3 separate regions of the Mus musculus genome follow, and all the other regions are linked to region 1. Evidence: chromatin loops called from intact Hi-C (ENCODE). Cell type or tissue: left cerebral cortex. All regions are shown on one strand.

Region 1 (5,000 bases):
AAGTTCCAGGACAGCAAAACCCAGTCTCAAAAAAATAAAAATAACCAACTAAGTAGGACTGCAGAGATGGACCTTGCAGAGATCTGAGCTCAATTCCCAGCACCCATGTTGGGCAGCTCACTGCTATTGTTAACTCCAGGGGATCAAAAAGTCAAAAAGCCTCTTCTGGTTCAGAAGGCACCTGCATACTTTATGCCTCCACACTTAACAGACTTAATTACAAATAAATCTTTAAAGAATATCTAGCCCAGGGGTGGCAATCCATGCCTCTAATCCCAGCACGCAGGAGGCTGAGGCGGGCAGATCTGAGTTTGACACCAACCTGGTCTACTAAGAGTTCCAGGACAGCTAGAACCATACTTTTTTGTCAAAAAAAGAACAAAAAGCCACCAACACCAAAAACCGGTTACGCTTAGACTAGTATCAAGGAGAAAAACAGGAGTCTTGTGAGTTCCACACACCGAGGTCATTAGAAAACTTTTCATGAGTCAAAAATACCCGCAATGGAGATTATAAACTCACAGCTTGCTTTTGCAAAGTAGCTAGTATTTACTGTATACCAACTAGGGTGTATTTTGTTCACTCTTCACAAAGGAAGCTCAGAATGGCTCACACTATCCTCCGAGCAGAGCAGAGTATCTCCAGATACTCCAGACGCAGGCGCTACAATTTGAACATTGGCTTGCGCAAAGCTAAAAAACCCTGGTCCTTCTCAGAGCGTCTTATAAGTATTTTAGGACACAGGCGCCACCGTTAGCCCTCCTAGGGCTTGTTAAACCACCTATCCTCAGCGTTATCTATCTAGTTTCACACATGGTCTGAGCAAATACGACACTGTTCACTAAAGGTTCGCAAATGTGTCAAGGTCGTGGCCCCACAACATTCAACAGAGACATACACGTGGGCCTCGGCAGTCCTTGTTTGCCAGCTTTCCCCAGACCAGGTGACCCAGAAACAATACATTCTGCCTCGGGCACAGTGTTCCTGAATCTGGGGAAATCCGTCTGTATTCTTTTTTTTTTTTTGGGAAAGGCACCGTTACTACCCCGGCGCTAACCTGGGCGGTCTCGGAGGGTGAGTGCAGCCTCTGTCTTTGGTTCTCTGAGTTCAAGGCCTGATTTACAGAGTGAGCCCCAGGTCTGTGAAGAAGTGAAGAAGGAGGTGGAGGAGGAGATGGAAGAGGAGGAAAAGGAAGAAGAAGAGGAAGGGCAGGAGAAAGAGGAAAGAAAGAAAAGGAAGATGGTAGGGCGTGGTGGCGCACGCCTTTAATCCCAGCACTTGGGAGGCAGAGGCAGAGGCAGGCGGATTTCTGACTTCAAGGCCAGACTGGTCTTCAAAGTGAGTTCCCGGACAGCCAAGGCTACACAGAGAAACTAAAGAGGACGAAGAAATTCTGAATATCACAGATATACCGATGGAGCTGGGGGGAAAAGTCATCCTAAGTGAGGTAACCCTGACCCAAAAAGGCAAATACATATGTGAATGTTAGCTTCTAATCCTTCCATAGGCATGCTGCAATCCATTATAACCACAACGGTTAGGTATAGAGTCAGGGATGAGGAAGGGGAGGGAGGACAGGATCTCCCAAGGGAAGGGAAATAGAATATATAGCTATGGAGAAACAAGGGGAGAATGGAGCTGGAGGATTAAATGGGGAGGGGGATGGAGAAGAAAGGTAATGGGAATAGAGACTCAGAAAGTGACAAATAAGCATGCGTCATCCATAAGGGAGCCTGCTACTGTAGAAGCTTCTTAAAACATGTACATGTATGAAAAGAAAGCCTCAGCTAGACACCAGTCACCACCAAGAGAAACCACCAGGGATGGGTGACATCTAAGTGAGTTGTTTGCCAAAAGGGATCCATGGAAACCCCCAAAGAACCCAGTATCCTTTGCTCTCTGCAAACTGATGGCAAGGCCCTGTTGTTAAACATTGATACTGTCATACCTCATTGAATATGGACCAGTTGAGCTAGTGCCTGTCTAGAGCCTTCATCCCTACTGACTAATTTTCATAGTACTGGAAGGTACCCTGTACACCTACTGATATGGGATGTGTGTGTGTGGTATGTGAGTGTGTGCGTGTGCCCGTGCCCCCCACACCGTTAGAGTGAGCATATATGTATGTCTCTTGTGCTTTTTCTTTCTTTCTTTTTATTCTTTCGGTTTTTTTCAAGAGAGTTTTTCTATATAGCCTGGGCTGTCCTGGAATTTACCCTCTAGACCAGGTTAGCCTTGAACTCAGAGATCTGCTTCCCTGTGCCTCCCAAGTATTGGGATTAAAAGTGTGTGCCACCACACCCAGGTTTTGTTTTGTTTTTTTTTTTTTTTGTTTTTTTTTTTTTTGTACAGGGTTTCTCTGTATAGCCCTGGCTGACCTGGAACTCACTTTGTAGACCAGGCTGGTCTCGAACTCAGAAATCCACCTGTCTCTGCCTCCCAAGTGCTGGGATTAAAGGTGTGCGCCACCACTGCCTGGCTCACCCAGCTTTTTTTTTTTTTTTTTTTTTTAATGAGTTTGTATGTGTTTGTGTACGTATCACTTGTGCTTTTTATTTATTTATTTATTTATTTTTTAATTTAATTGCCTGTTTTCTAAAGAAAGCTCAAGAGGACATGGAGTTAGTTGGATGGAGACCTGGAGGAGATGAGGGACGGGAAATGGTAATCAAAGTTTTATTTTTCAGTTTTGGTCATTAATCGATCTGAGGCATCCACACACTAGTCAAGTCACAGCTTCGCGCCTTTGTAAGGAAAGCTGGGCTTGGTATGAGCCCTATTCCACTCCTATCTCAATTGCTTCTCCTTTCTCAGTGTTCTTCGCTGTAGCTCAACTCTGCTCATTTACTTCATGAGGAATTCCCAGCCTGTTTCTCTATTATGATACTATGTGCTTTTCCTAAGTACTTATTACAGTTACAGGTTCATTTTTTTGGTTTTGTAATAAGTCTACATATATATTCTCCCAATAACAAGTTACATGAAGGTATGAACTACGTTTATTTTTGCTAGACAAATAGCTAAAGTATAGCCCCAAAAATCCAACAGTGGGAGGGGGTTCATATCATGTTTCACTAAATGTTGTCAAACTCCCTTCTATATTTTTATGGTTTAATCCATATTTGAACAACTCTCAAGCTTGGTCTTTTTATAGTAGAGGGTTGTGGTCAATACAGTCACAACTGTTCAAAATGAATGAATGACTGACTGAATGCTGAGACACAGAGTAAATATATAAAACCCTTTCGAGTCAATACTCCAAAAGGATCTCGATCAAAAAAGAGGGCGGGGGAGAGTAGTCTGAATTGGGTTATGAGGCCCGGGAGGTGCCTCACCTCAGCCATTGAACTCGCACTGCTGGCCGTGAGTCTGTTCCAAGCTCCGGCGAGGGAGGCATCCGCTCCGGCGAGGGAGGCATCCGCCCCGACTCGGGGCTTCTCCTGCCCAGTCTGCCCAAGCGTAGAGCCCTGCTCTCTGGGAACTCACCTCCCCGCTCGGGGAGAGCCCGGTTAGGGCCGCGGGAGGCCCAAGTCTCAGACCTTCCCAGGGGCCGAAGAGTGACACGCACTCAGCACGTGGCCCCGCTGATGAGCTTCCTCCGCCCACTTTCAGGATGTAGACCGGCCGCCACTATAAGGCTCGAAAGAGGAATAAATTTTTCGTTTAGGGTGATTTCCCACAAAGCACAGCGCGTAATTTGCATGCGCTCTACCCCAGGCTCCTGTGCTAGACAAGAAGCCCGCGCATCCGGGCAAGGGATGATGACGTCGTCCTTCAAGAGCGATGGCGCCGCGGCGGCAGAGATCAGGCTCTGGAAGGCGAGGTGGGAACTCAGTCCGCAGGCTGAATGCTCGGCCCAGTGTCACAGGGAGCCTCTCGCTTTTTCATATTACACTTCAGTCCAAAGAGGCGGGTCACGGATAAGCGCTTACAGTAAAGTGATTAGCTGTAGTCAACCTTTTAAGATACATCCGATTTCAGAAAGTAAAATTCGAATCTTAGAATTGGTGTCTGTAGACCGTATACTGTGTCTGTGGTCTCGGTTTTATATTTCGGGCAACTAAAGTTCAATGAATTTACAGGTTCTAAAGCTCCAAATAGCAACGCTGGCAGCAAGTTGGTCAGTCCAGACCGTTGAACACTTTACTGATGACCATGATGAAGTGGTCTAGTTTGAAGGAAGGTATTAGAGACCAAAGGCTATGAGACCCATGTAATGAACTGTAAAGATCTATGTAAACTTATTTTATCCTATTATTAATATCCCATCAGGATAGCAATTTAGGCAGTATTGCTCAGTGAGTGGTGTGCAAGTTATTAAGAGCATGTTGAATTATTTCTTTAGAAATTATTTAATCTTTATGTATTTTATCTGCATATATATATATATATGCACCATGTATGTGCCTGGAAGTGTTGGACCCCCCGTACTAGAGTTACTGACAGTTGTGGTCTGCCATATGAGAGATGGAACTTAAACCCAGAGCCTCGGGAAGAATCAGGCAGCTCCTTCATCACTGACCCACCTCTCCAGCTACTTTAAGTTCTTTCTTTAAAGGATATTATGAGAGCCTGGTGGGCATGTTGGCTCACACCTTTAATGCTCGCACTTGGGAGGCAGAGGCAGGAGGATCTCTGTGAGGTCCAGGACAGCCAGGGCTATATAGAGACCCTGTCATTTAAAAAGGGGGGTGGGGGGAGGAGGGTTGTCAAGAAGCTGGAGAGTTAGCTCAATGTTAAAAACCACTTGTTAGCCAGGCGTGGTGGCACACGCCTTTAATCCCAGCACTCGGGAGGCAGAGGCAGGCGGACTTCTGAGTTTGAGGCCAGCCTGGTCTACAAAGTGAGCTCCAGGACAGCCAGGGCTATACAGAGAAACCCTGTCTCGAAAAACCAAAAAAAAAAAAAAAAGAAAACAAAACCAAAAAAAAAAAAAAACACTTGTTGCCCTTATAGAGGGTCTGAGTTTGATTCCAAAATCCCACATGGCAAGTCATAAC
Region 2 (5,000 bases), 120 kb after region 1:
ATGAATTTATGAAATTCCTAGGCAAATGGTTGGACCTGGAGGGCATCATCCTGAGTGAGGTAACACAATCACAAAAGAACTCAAATGATATGTACTCACTGATAAGTGGATATTAGCTTAGAAACTTAGTATACCCGATATATAAGATACAATTTGCAAAACACATGAAACTGAAGAAGAATGAAGACCAAAGTGTGGACACTTTGCCCCTTTTTAGAATTGGAAGCAATCACCCATGGAAGGAGTTACAGAGACAAAGTTTGGAGCTGAGACAAAAGGATGGACCATCTAGAGACTGCCATATCCAGGGATCTATCCCATAGACAGTCATCCCAAACGATGACACCATTTCATACACTAGCAAGCGTTTGCTGAAAGGACCCTGATATAGCTGTCTCTTGTGAGACTAGGCCGGGGCCTAGCAAACACATAAGTGGATGCTCACAGTCAGCTCTGGGATGGATCACAGGGCCCCTAATGGAGGAGCTAGAAAAAGTATCCAAGGAGCCAAAGAGATCTGCAACCCTGTAGGTGCAACAACATTATGAACTAACCAGTATCCCGGAGCTCTTGACTCTAGCTGCATATGTATCAAATGATGGCCTAGTCGGCCATCACTAGAAAGAGAGGCCCATTGGACATGCAATCTTTATATGCCCCAGTACAGGGGAACGCCAGGGCCAAAAAGTGGGAATGGTGGGTAGGAGAGTGGGGGGCGGGGGTATGGGGGACTTTTGGGATAGCATTGGAAATGTAATTGAGGAAAATACGTAATAAAAATAATATTAAAAAAAAAGAAGTAAAAAACCAACAAAGACACGTTTTAACGATGTAGAAAAACATACTCTACTTGCCTAGGTTTTAAGACATCCTCTTTTCTTTTTTTTCTAAAGATTTATTTATTTTATGTATGTACACTGTAGCTGTCTTCAGACACACCAGAAGAGGGCATTGGATCCTATTATAGATGGTTGTGAGCCACCATGTGAATGCTGGGAATTGAACTCAGGACCTCTGGAAGAGCAATCAGTGCTCTTAACCACTGAGCCATTTCTCCAGCCCAAGATATTCTCTTTTCAAATCTCTACTTTTGAGACAAGGTCACAACATAGGACAGCCTTAAACTCAGATCCTGTCGCAGTCTCCCAGGTGTCACCATTACAGACTGCACCACACACTCTGTTAGCTTTCCAACCTCTACATAGGCTACTGGGGTTTCAGAGATGGTGCTGGTCCACACACAATGTTCAGGAGCAATCTGAGTTTTACAAACTTCCTACTCTTTGTTAACTTTTCCTGTAATTCCATAGAACCCTATGAAAGGTCATATCGTTGGACTTAACATATGATAACTACAGCACTACAACTGTCAGTAGCTTCCCTTTAACCACACGTATCTCAGCCTCTGTGCTTTAGAGCCTACAAGAGTGAGTCCTAAACACACATATATTTCTACTATGTAACCTGAAACATTTCACCTGCTTAGGGAGCCTTCAGAGGTACATGCAGGTTATATGTGTGTGCAAGTTTTGGGAGAGGGTAGGCAAAATACAACTTGTAACTATATTGAGAGTCGTGCAGTGCCTGGTGCTTTTCACATAACTGTCCAAACCCACTGATACCCATTTCCATTCTAAAAGTACCGAAAAACAGACACCTAAAACAGATCGAAAATACAGGAACTCCTCCAGCTTTCCCTCCTCGTTGTAGATTACTTTTATATTTATCACGGTGCAGTGTAAACCAATCTCTATGTGCATCTACAGCGCTGCCTCGGAACACATATTTTCGGATGCTTAGCTCATTAAAGTTGCTCGATAAAATCAGAATACAACCGGGGGTAGTGGCTCATGCCTTTAATTCCAGCAGTCAAGAGTCTACACAGCAAGTTCCAGGTCAGTAAAGGTTACAAGGAGAGACCCTGTCTCAAAAAAATGCATGAAAAAACCCAAAAACAAAACCTGAACGAACCCACGTGACCTAGCCCCAGGTGTCTGACTCTTCTAGTCAAAAGTTACCAACCAAACGCACAATCAGGGGAGTCTGGAGTGGGGAAGCCTGTAAAATCTGACATAGGCAACAGTGTGGAATATCGGACAGAACAAAACTGGACAAGGAGCCGGGAAGCGCGGCCGCAGCCACTCACCGGTGCCCGGGGCCGTGACGTAAGTGCGCCGCGGGTTCGCCAGCACCGTGCCGTCGCGGACCACGCCCACGCCGATCTTGTTGGCGCTGCCTTCGAACCCCAGCACCGCGGGCATGGTGCCTCACGGCTCCCGGTCGTGAGGCCGAGTGACGAGCTGTAACCGGCACTACCACGAACAACCCAGAACCAAGCGAAGGGACTTTCGGGCGCCAGAAGTTATGTCACGAGGTGCCAGGAGGACCAATCATCGCGCTCCAGAACCACGTGGGGGCGGAGCCCTCGAATCACGTGACCACACCAATCGCCCACGTGGGAACAGGCAGACTCCATTCTTTGTGCCGTGAGGGTCTCTGGCTTCGTTGGGAGGTCAGGTACCTTGTTCTAGCGCGTTTCGCGACCCTGCTCGCTGAAGGGCCTAACGCGGGCGAGGGGCTGCATTGCTCGTGGCGGGCCAGGCCGGAAGAACCGCAGCCCCGGGTGTGCAAACGCCTACGGGAGGCGCCTCGCTGCCTCTCCTTGTGTTTTGATTTCATCGTTTCTTATCTGCAGGCAGCGCAGTAAACACTGCTTCGGTGCTCCAGGAGCCTAAGGGCTTTCGTCACAGCGATGCCAAAGCGGGGAAAGAAAGCGGCGGCCGACGACGGGGAAGAACCCAAGTCGGGTAAGCGTGCCCAACCCCACCCCCCAGGCAAGTTCAGGGCTTTACTAGACCGCCATGAATTACGGTAAATATGGACCAAGTTACGTTGCTGGGTTCCGAGAAGTTTGTGTAATTAGAACGCCTAATGAGGTTAGAGTTAACTCTGGCCTGAGGTTGGAACTGCCAGCTCTTACTACTTTACCCATTTTATAGAGCCAGAGACCAAGAAGAGTAAGGGGGCAGCAAAGAAAACCGAGAAGGAGGCCGCGGGAGAGGGCCCTGTCCTGTACGAGGACCCTCCAGATCAGAAAACCTCACCCAGTGGCAAATCTGCCACACTCAAGATATGCTCCTGGAATGTGGATGGGCTTCGAGCCTGGATTAAAAAGAAAGGTTTGGATGTGAGTACAGTTCAGAATCGGGAAGTAGACCTTTCTTGGTTGACTCGTCTTAAGGACCAATCATCTTGTTTCCTTTGAAACGTTATTTTTCGCGTCTGTAGATGCCCCCCCGGGGGGTTGGTGGAGGGCTCCTAAAAGCCTATATAAACCCCAACAACTCCCTCATTTCATTTTTTAAAAAAACTAGTCTAGACTGTTTGCCCCCCCCCCCCCCGCTTTTGGGTTACTTAGCATATCCTCAATCCCAGTAACTACTTAAGATCCAAATGGGAGCGAGCGTTCTGCAGTTGACAGCACATTGTGCTTCCGAAGGTTCCAGTTAGGTTTCCAGCACCCCAGTCAGGTGACTAACGGACACTCACTCACATACAAGATTTGTTTATATTCTGCTGCTCGAATGCCTTCTGTGTATAGCATGTAGCACATAAAATTTTAATTTTCCACATTTCCATTCAGTGGGTAAAGGAAGAAGCACCAGATATCTTGTGCCTCCAAGAGACCAAGTGCTCGGAGAACAAACTCCCGGCTGAACTGCAAGAGCTGCCTGGACTCACCCATCAGTACTGGTCAGCTCCGTCAGACAAAGAAGGATACAGTGGTGTGGGCCTACTTTCCCGCCAGTGCCCGCTAAAAGTCTCTTATGGCATTGGTGAGACCTTAATGACATTCATGTCTGAATGTTCTTCAGTTAACTCTACTACTTTTTCTTAGACCTTTCTTAAAATTTTTACACTGGTTTTTATTTTTATAGGCGAGGAAGAACATGATCAAGAAGGCCGGGTGATTGTGGCTGAATTTGAGTCCTTTGTCCTGGTAACAGCCTATGTTCCCAATGCAGGCAGGGGTCTGGTAAGACTGGAATACCGACAGCGTTGGGATGAAGCCTTCCGAAAGTTTCTAAAGGACTTGGCTTCCAGAAAGCCTCTTGTGCTATGTGGGGATCTCAATGTGGCTCATGAAGAAATTGACCTCCGTAACCCCAAAGGAAACAAAAAGAATGCTGGCTTTACTCCCCAGGAGCGCCAAGGTTTTGGGGAACTGCTACAAGCTGTACCATTGGCTGACAGCTTCCGGCATCTCTACCCCAACACTGCTTACGCTTACACTTTCTGGACTTACATGATGAATGCCCGCTCTAAGAATGTTGGTTGGCGCCTTGATTACTTTTTGCTTTCCCACTCTCTTTTACCTGCATTGTGTGACAGCAAGATCCGGTCCAAGGCTCTTGGCAGTGACCACTGTCCCATCACCCTTTACCTAGCACTGTGATACCCTCCTGCAGTAGCTTCCTGCCTGGGAGATGGCTCTCTCTGCAGAAGTCTGGTGTTTTAGCCTTCAGGTGTTTGGTTTTGTATGTGCTCCCTCATTTTAAACATTAAACCAAACTTCTGGTTTCCTTTAGACAATCCAAGAGAAATAAAAGGCCCTACTTTCAGCTTGGCTTTCTTTGTCCCTTTGTGAAAACTACATATTCCCTTTTTCATACACAAAAGTTGTTAAGTGGGAAAGGTTAGAGTCATGACATTATTTATTTACAAGCACAGATGAGTCCCTAACCTCTCCCAAGACAGTGACCCTACCTCAGCCCAGTTCAATACTGCAACTGGAAGTAAAATCGGAAGGAGGAATTCAGGGAAGTACAGGATTAGGGGAACATATCCCATATTAAATAGTTATATATATACACATCAGTTCCTATAGTTCTGTACAGAGCAGTGGCTTACCCCACCCCACAGGACGAGAAATGTGGGGAGAAGAGACTGGGTATTGAGGCCAGAGCCAGCCCCTGGTGAAGTGCAATAGCAGCAGCAAG
Region 3 (5,000 bases), 110 kb after region 1:
CTCAGTAAAAAGAGATTTATTTTGCTTCATGTATGGGTATTTATTTTATGTATGGGTGTTTTGCCTGCATGTGTATTTATCACCATGTGCATGTCTGGTGCCATGGATTCCCTGGAACTGGAGGTACAGACAGACAGACAGGTGTGAGCTGCCATGTGGATGCTGGGAACTGAGCCTGGCGTTTCCAGCTCTTAAGGGAGGGAAAGCCCTTCCTCCCTCAGCTCCTCCTTCCGTGCCTTTTTACTCCTCTCGTCAGGGGATGCCTTTCCCTGCAGTTGTGTCTGCCTCTGAAGGATGGCAGCAGGGCTAATTGTGACTACACAATACAAGGCCATGGTGAGTCAAAGAATAAGGAGAGGAAAGCAGAAACTGAGTATCAAAGGCAGCTGAGCATGACAGTGGGATAATTTGAGAAAAGCAAAGTACCTAATAGGGAGGCATGGCCTGAGGATGGAGTTAGAGTAACTGCTCGATAGGAAAGGAATTTGTCTTCTCTTTTGTTTGGTATGAGACTGGGTCTCACTGTGTATCTGCGCTGGCTAGTTTTATGTTAACCTGATACAAGCTAGAGTCACCCAAGAAGAAGAACCCTAAGTTGAGAAAATGCCTCCATAACACCAGGCTGTAGGCAAGCCTGTAGAACATTTTCTTAGTGACTGATGGGGTAGGGCTCAGCCCATTGTGGGTGGGGCCATCTTTGGGCTGGTCATCCTGGGTTCTTTAAGAAAGGAGGCTGAGTAAGCCATGTGGAGCAAGCCAGTAAGCAGTGCCCTTCATGACTTCTGCATCAGGTCCTATTCTCAGGTCCCTGCCTTGTCTGGCTTCCTTCAAGGGTGGACGACACTATGGAAGTGAAAGCCAAATAGAGCCCTTGCCTTCACCTTGCTTTTGGTCATGTTTCACTGCACCAATGGAAACCCTAAGACAGTATCCCAAACTGGCTTGGAATGTGATTCTTTTGCCTCTCCCTCCCAAGGGCTGAGCTTAACAGGTTTGCACCACCACAGCCACTTTGTATAATTTTTCTCTTTGGGGCAGTTACGACACCAGCAGACTCAAATGACATTCAGTCAAAGCAGGGCCTGCAGTCAGTGAACTGGCTCAGTGATGATAGTGGTAGGAAGCCTAAAAGACCCTCAGAAGCCCCCATTCCTTTCCAAGTCTCAGAGGAAAAGAAGGAGAAGTTAATGATCTAAGAGGAGGCAGCAGTAGTGGCCTGAGGTACCATCAGGGTGGGACATGGCGGTGCAGGCTTACTAGCACTTGAGAGGCTCAAGGGCAAGGGAGAGCTGAAAGGCAGAGTGCTTGCACGGTACACGCAAGACCCTGGGCTCAACCTCAACATCATGCACAGAAAAAAAGCAAGCCTAGAACACAGACAGGTACTTTGTGGGCGCCTGTGCGACTTACTGTGAACCATGGATAGGGCAGACTGCGGAATGGTCTTCCCACGGGTGTACTTCTAGAAAGAATTGCATACACTAGGGTACGTGAATGCATTCAAAAGCAAGCACGTGAAGGGAAGGACCTGGAATGTCTGAATTGTCCCTATGGGAAAGGTGAAGATCTGGAGTATCCTTGAGTCTTTAGCATGACCAGAGAGAGTATTCATAAAACATAAACCAGGTATATTCCCTCACAGTATCTGTACTTGCTTAAACTGTAAAACCATCTCACCTATGTATGCCTTACCTTAGTAATAAAAATGACGAGCAATCTGTTGGCACTGCTCTTGTGCTCAAAGGCCTTGCCCAGTCAGACCCCACCCCCACCCCACAGCTCCTCAGGATTTCCCAGCCCTATCTACAGACTTAGCCTTGCTGGTTGGGGTGGGTTGACACTTACATTACAAAGCATTCGTTGCCCTTCTCCCACTTAAGAAACCTTCAGGCAGTACTCTTTCTCAGCACACACACCCTCCTCCCCTGCCCCCCAAAGGTCGCTGGGAAGACTGCTTGTCACCCCCCTTTATCATTACAGGACTATGTTAATCCCCTATCTACTGACATGCAAGAAAAAATGAACCCAATGACCTTTATGACCTTTTGTGAGCAGCCCTGCCCTGAGTCGCTAGCTGGAGGAGCTGCATAAAGTGAGCTAGACATACAAACCCTAAGGTTATGGCCACAGGCCTTCAGTACAAAAGACTACTGTAGGGGGAGAGGAAGGAATTAGGGCATTCTGAAGATAAGCCACTAATTTGGTTCAGCTTAAAAGGAAAGAGGATTGTGGTTAAATGTGGTTAAATGTTGAAAAGTAAATCCAAGTGGATTTGATTAACTGAAGGTGAAACACACACACCTATTCATAGAACTCAAAAGAATGCCAAGGTCTGTGTTTTGACATGAACCAGAGGGGGTACTGATCACTTAAATAAGAAATAACTAAAGGAGAAGGCTGGGGAACTTAAGTTCAGTTTTGGATACCTTAAACTTAAAGTGTGTGCCAATCAATTTTATATCAACGTAACACAAGTTTGAGTGTGGGAAGGGGGAACTTCAACTGGGAAAACTGTCCACACCAGATTGGCCTGTGAGATGAGAAGTCTATGGTGCATTTTCTTCAATGATGATTGATGTGGGAGGGCCCAGCTCGCTGTGGGTGGTCCTGGGTGCTATAAGAAAACAGGCTAAGCAAGGTGAACAGAGCAAGCCAGTAAGCAGCACACCTCAGGGCCTCAGCTCTAGTGCCTGCCTGTACAGACTGCCTTACAGAATGCTCCAGACTGTAAAGTGAAATAAACCTTTTCTTTCCCAAGCTGATTTTGGTTGTGGTATTTTACTACAGCAATAAAAACCCCAAGACAGGGTGCTACATTTGTACCCAGGCAAAGATGCCAAAGGGCAGCTTGGTATTTGGGAGGGCAGTCCTGGCTAGAGATATAAAACTGGAGTTACCTATATCCTAATGAATTTCATGGCTTAAGACTGGACACAATCACCCCACATGCCTGTGCCAACTGTCTGAGGACTCTCGGATGTTAGGACTGTAGACATAGACAGGCACAGTGGCACAGGTGCCAGCACTCAAGAGACTGAAGGCAGGAGACAACTCAGTCCAAGCTAAGACTGAGAAATGAGAACCAGCAAAGGCAACAGAGAGTCAGCAAGAAAGCAGACAATACATTCTAAAAGAGTAAGTGTTAAATGTTTCAGACAGACTTATAAAAGAAGTAGAATCCACCATTATATTTGTGACTAAGTAACTAATGATATGGTAACAACAAATCTGCTGAGATAGTTTAATTTTCATTTTCTGAGATAGGGTCTCATGTAGCCCAGGCTAGCCCTGAACTCACTATATACCTAAGGAAAACCTTTAAATTCTCATCTTCCTGTCTCTACCTGCAAAGCATGGAGATTCCAGATGCCTAATCACCGCTTATATAGCTTTGTATCAAGCAAATGTTCTACCACCTAAGCTCCACCCTCAGCAACAGAATAGATTTTCATAGCGAATTCAGAGGAAAACCGGAGGCAACTCTTTTAAGCCACGCTGTGAAGTTGCAGCTAACCTGTCAACTCACACTCAGTGAGAGCAGCTGGATCTGCTTAGCAATTAGGACATAGCTCAGAACTGTCCAGGTCAATCAGCGTATAGCTACTCTATAGAGTTCTCAAAACCCAAACCAAACCAAACCATTACACATTCCTGTCTGGGGCAGTTTTCAACTGTGATACTAACAACATTTTTGCATAGGACTTTATTTGTGGGGCTTTATTAAAAACTGTAGGGTATTTTCTAGCATCCTTGGCTTTATTTATTTCCTCTGTGTAGCCCTGGCTGTCCTTGAACTCACTCTGTAGACCAGGCTGGCCTCGAACTCAGAAATCCGCCTGCCTCTGCCTCCCAAGTACTGGGATTAAAGGCGTGCGCCACCACCGCCCGGCTTGGCTTCTCTTTTTAAGATGTAGCTTTATTTCATGTGTATGGGTGTTTTGCCTCATGTGTGCATGACATATGTGCCCGGCGCCCAGGGCCAGAAAGCATCAGATCCCCTGGAACTGAAGATACTGACAACAGTGAGCTGCCACCTGGGTGCTAGGAATCCAACTGGAGTCCTCTGTAAGTGCTCTTAATCAATGAGCTCTCTCCAGCCCGCCTTGGCTTCTCTTTAGTAGCATCTTCTCTTTGTCCTCCTAAGACCAAACCAGACTTGGTTGAGAACCTCTTGTCTGTGGGAATGGAACAGAAATCAGAGTATCTAAGTATAAATGATATAAAGTATTCAGTATGGAGCTGAGAACTTGATAAATGTGTGCTCCTTGCTTCTAATTTAAAGAACCAAGGTATGATTTCTATGAGAATGGCTCCACAGGCTTATATATTTAAGTGCTTGCTCCCCAGTTGTGGGGAGCGGGTGTGGCGGCAGTCCCAAAGGCGCCAGGGACTGCAGCTAAGTCATATGACTTGCACCTGACTTCCTCATATAAGACACAAACATCTTGAGTGCTGCGCAGGTGTACCAGGATACAGGTGAATCCAATTTGGTGGAGATTTGCCCCTGCTGCCCTGATTAGCTGAAGCCTCGTGACTGGCGAGGGGGCGTGGCCTGCGGTGCGTGGATGAGAGTATAAAAGGAGTGAGAGGCCCAGGGTTCGGGGGAGATATAAACAAGAAGAATCAGGACTGAATAAACTGCTGTTAGAAGGACTGGTGGTCGCGTCGTTCTTGCTGGTCGAGAGCGGGCGCGACACCCAGTTGGTAGGACTGTTTGAGAAAGATTGGGAGGTATGGCTGTATTGGAAGAATTGTGTCAATGGGTATGGGCTCTGATGTTACAAAAACCCACTCTTCCCACTTAGTGCGTGCTCTCTTCTATCTCTCTGCCTTCCCCTACATATATCTATCTCTGAGTGTGTGTCTCTCTGTCTGTCTATCTGCCTGCCTCTAACTTGCTGATCTAGGTATAAAGTGTGACAGAAGTATAATTGGGGCTAAGGATGCAGCTCAGGTGGTTCTGTGGGTTCAGTCTCTTACACTGTGTGGGTGTGGGAGGT

The links. Hi-C counts contacts between places; a loop is a spot of excess contacts. Peaks named below come from ENCODE experiments on the same cell type or tissue, not always from the same donor. Only the 100,000 strongest peaks of a DNase experiment are listed, where the experiment ranks them.
Region 2: it touches region 1 in a loop (4-fold over the local background); 22 of 42 quality-filtered maps call a loop at or near these places.
Region 3: it touches region 1 in a loop (2.8-fold over the local background); 13 of 42 quality-filtered maps call a loop at or near these places.

What each region holds. Positions count from the first base shown.
Region 1 is chr14:50,804,165-50,809,164 of GRCm38, forward strand. Parp2 (poly (ADP-ribose) polymerase family, member 2) reads left to right here and starts at 3,752. Exons shown (of 16, transcript NM_009632.3): 1 at 3,752-3,823. The coding sequence starts at 3,784. It also overlaps Rpph1. In left cerebral cortex, no CTCF peak of the experiment used is centred here; DNase peaks (open chromatin) are centred at 2,805 and 3,626; H3K4me3 peaks cover 1,747 bases; H3K27ac peaks cover 1,234 bases.
Region 2 is chr14:50,922,518-50,927,517 of GRCm38, forward strand. Osgep (O-sialoglycoprotein endopeptidase) reads right to left here and starts at 2,376. Exons shown (of 11, transcript NM_133676.2): 1 at 2,147-2,376. The coding sequence starts at 2,261. It overlaps Apex1 (apurinic/apyrimidinic endonuclease 1), which reads left to right and starts at 2,432. Exons shown (of 5, transcript NM_009687.2): 1 at 2,432-2,512; 2 at 2,696-2,807; 3 at 3,000-3,187; 4 at 3,644-3,836; 5 at 3,939-4,671. The coding sequence starts at 2,753. The coding sequence ends at 4,456. It overlaps Pip4p1 (phosphatidylinositol-4,5-bisphosphate 4-phosphatase 1), which reads right to left. Exons shown (of 7, transcript NM_001033271.5): 7 at 4,698-5,000. RefSeq lists a promoter at 2,152-2,624. In left cerebral cortex, no CTCF peak of the experiment used is centred here; DNase peaks (open chromatin) are centred at 2,390 and 3,518; H3K4me3 peaks cover 2,443 bases; H3K27ac peaks cover 1,561 bases.
Region 3 is chr14:50,909,517-50,914,516 of GRCm38, forward strand. No RefSeq gene overlaps it. Among named protein-coding and RNA genes, the nearest start is that of Osgep, 13 kb to the right of the region's middle. In left cerebral cortex, no CTCF peak of the experiment used is centred here; no DNase peak of the experiment used is centred here.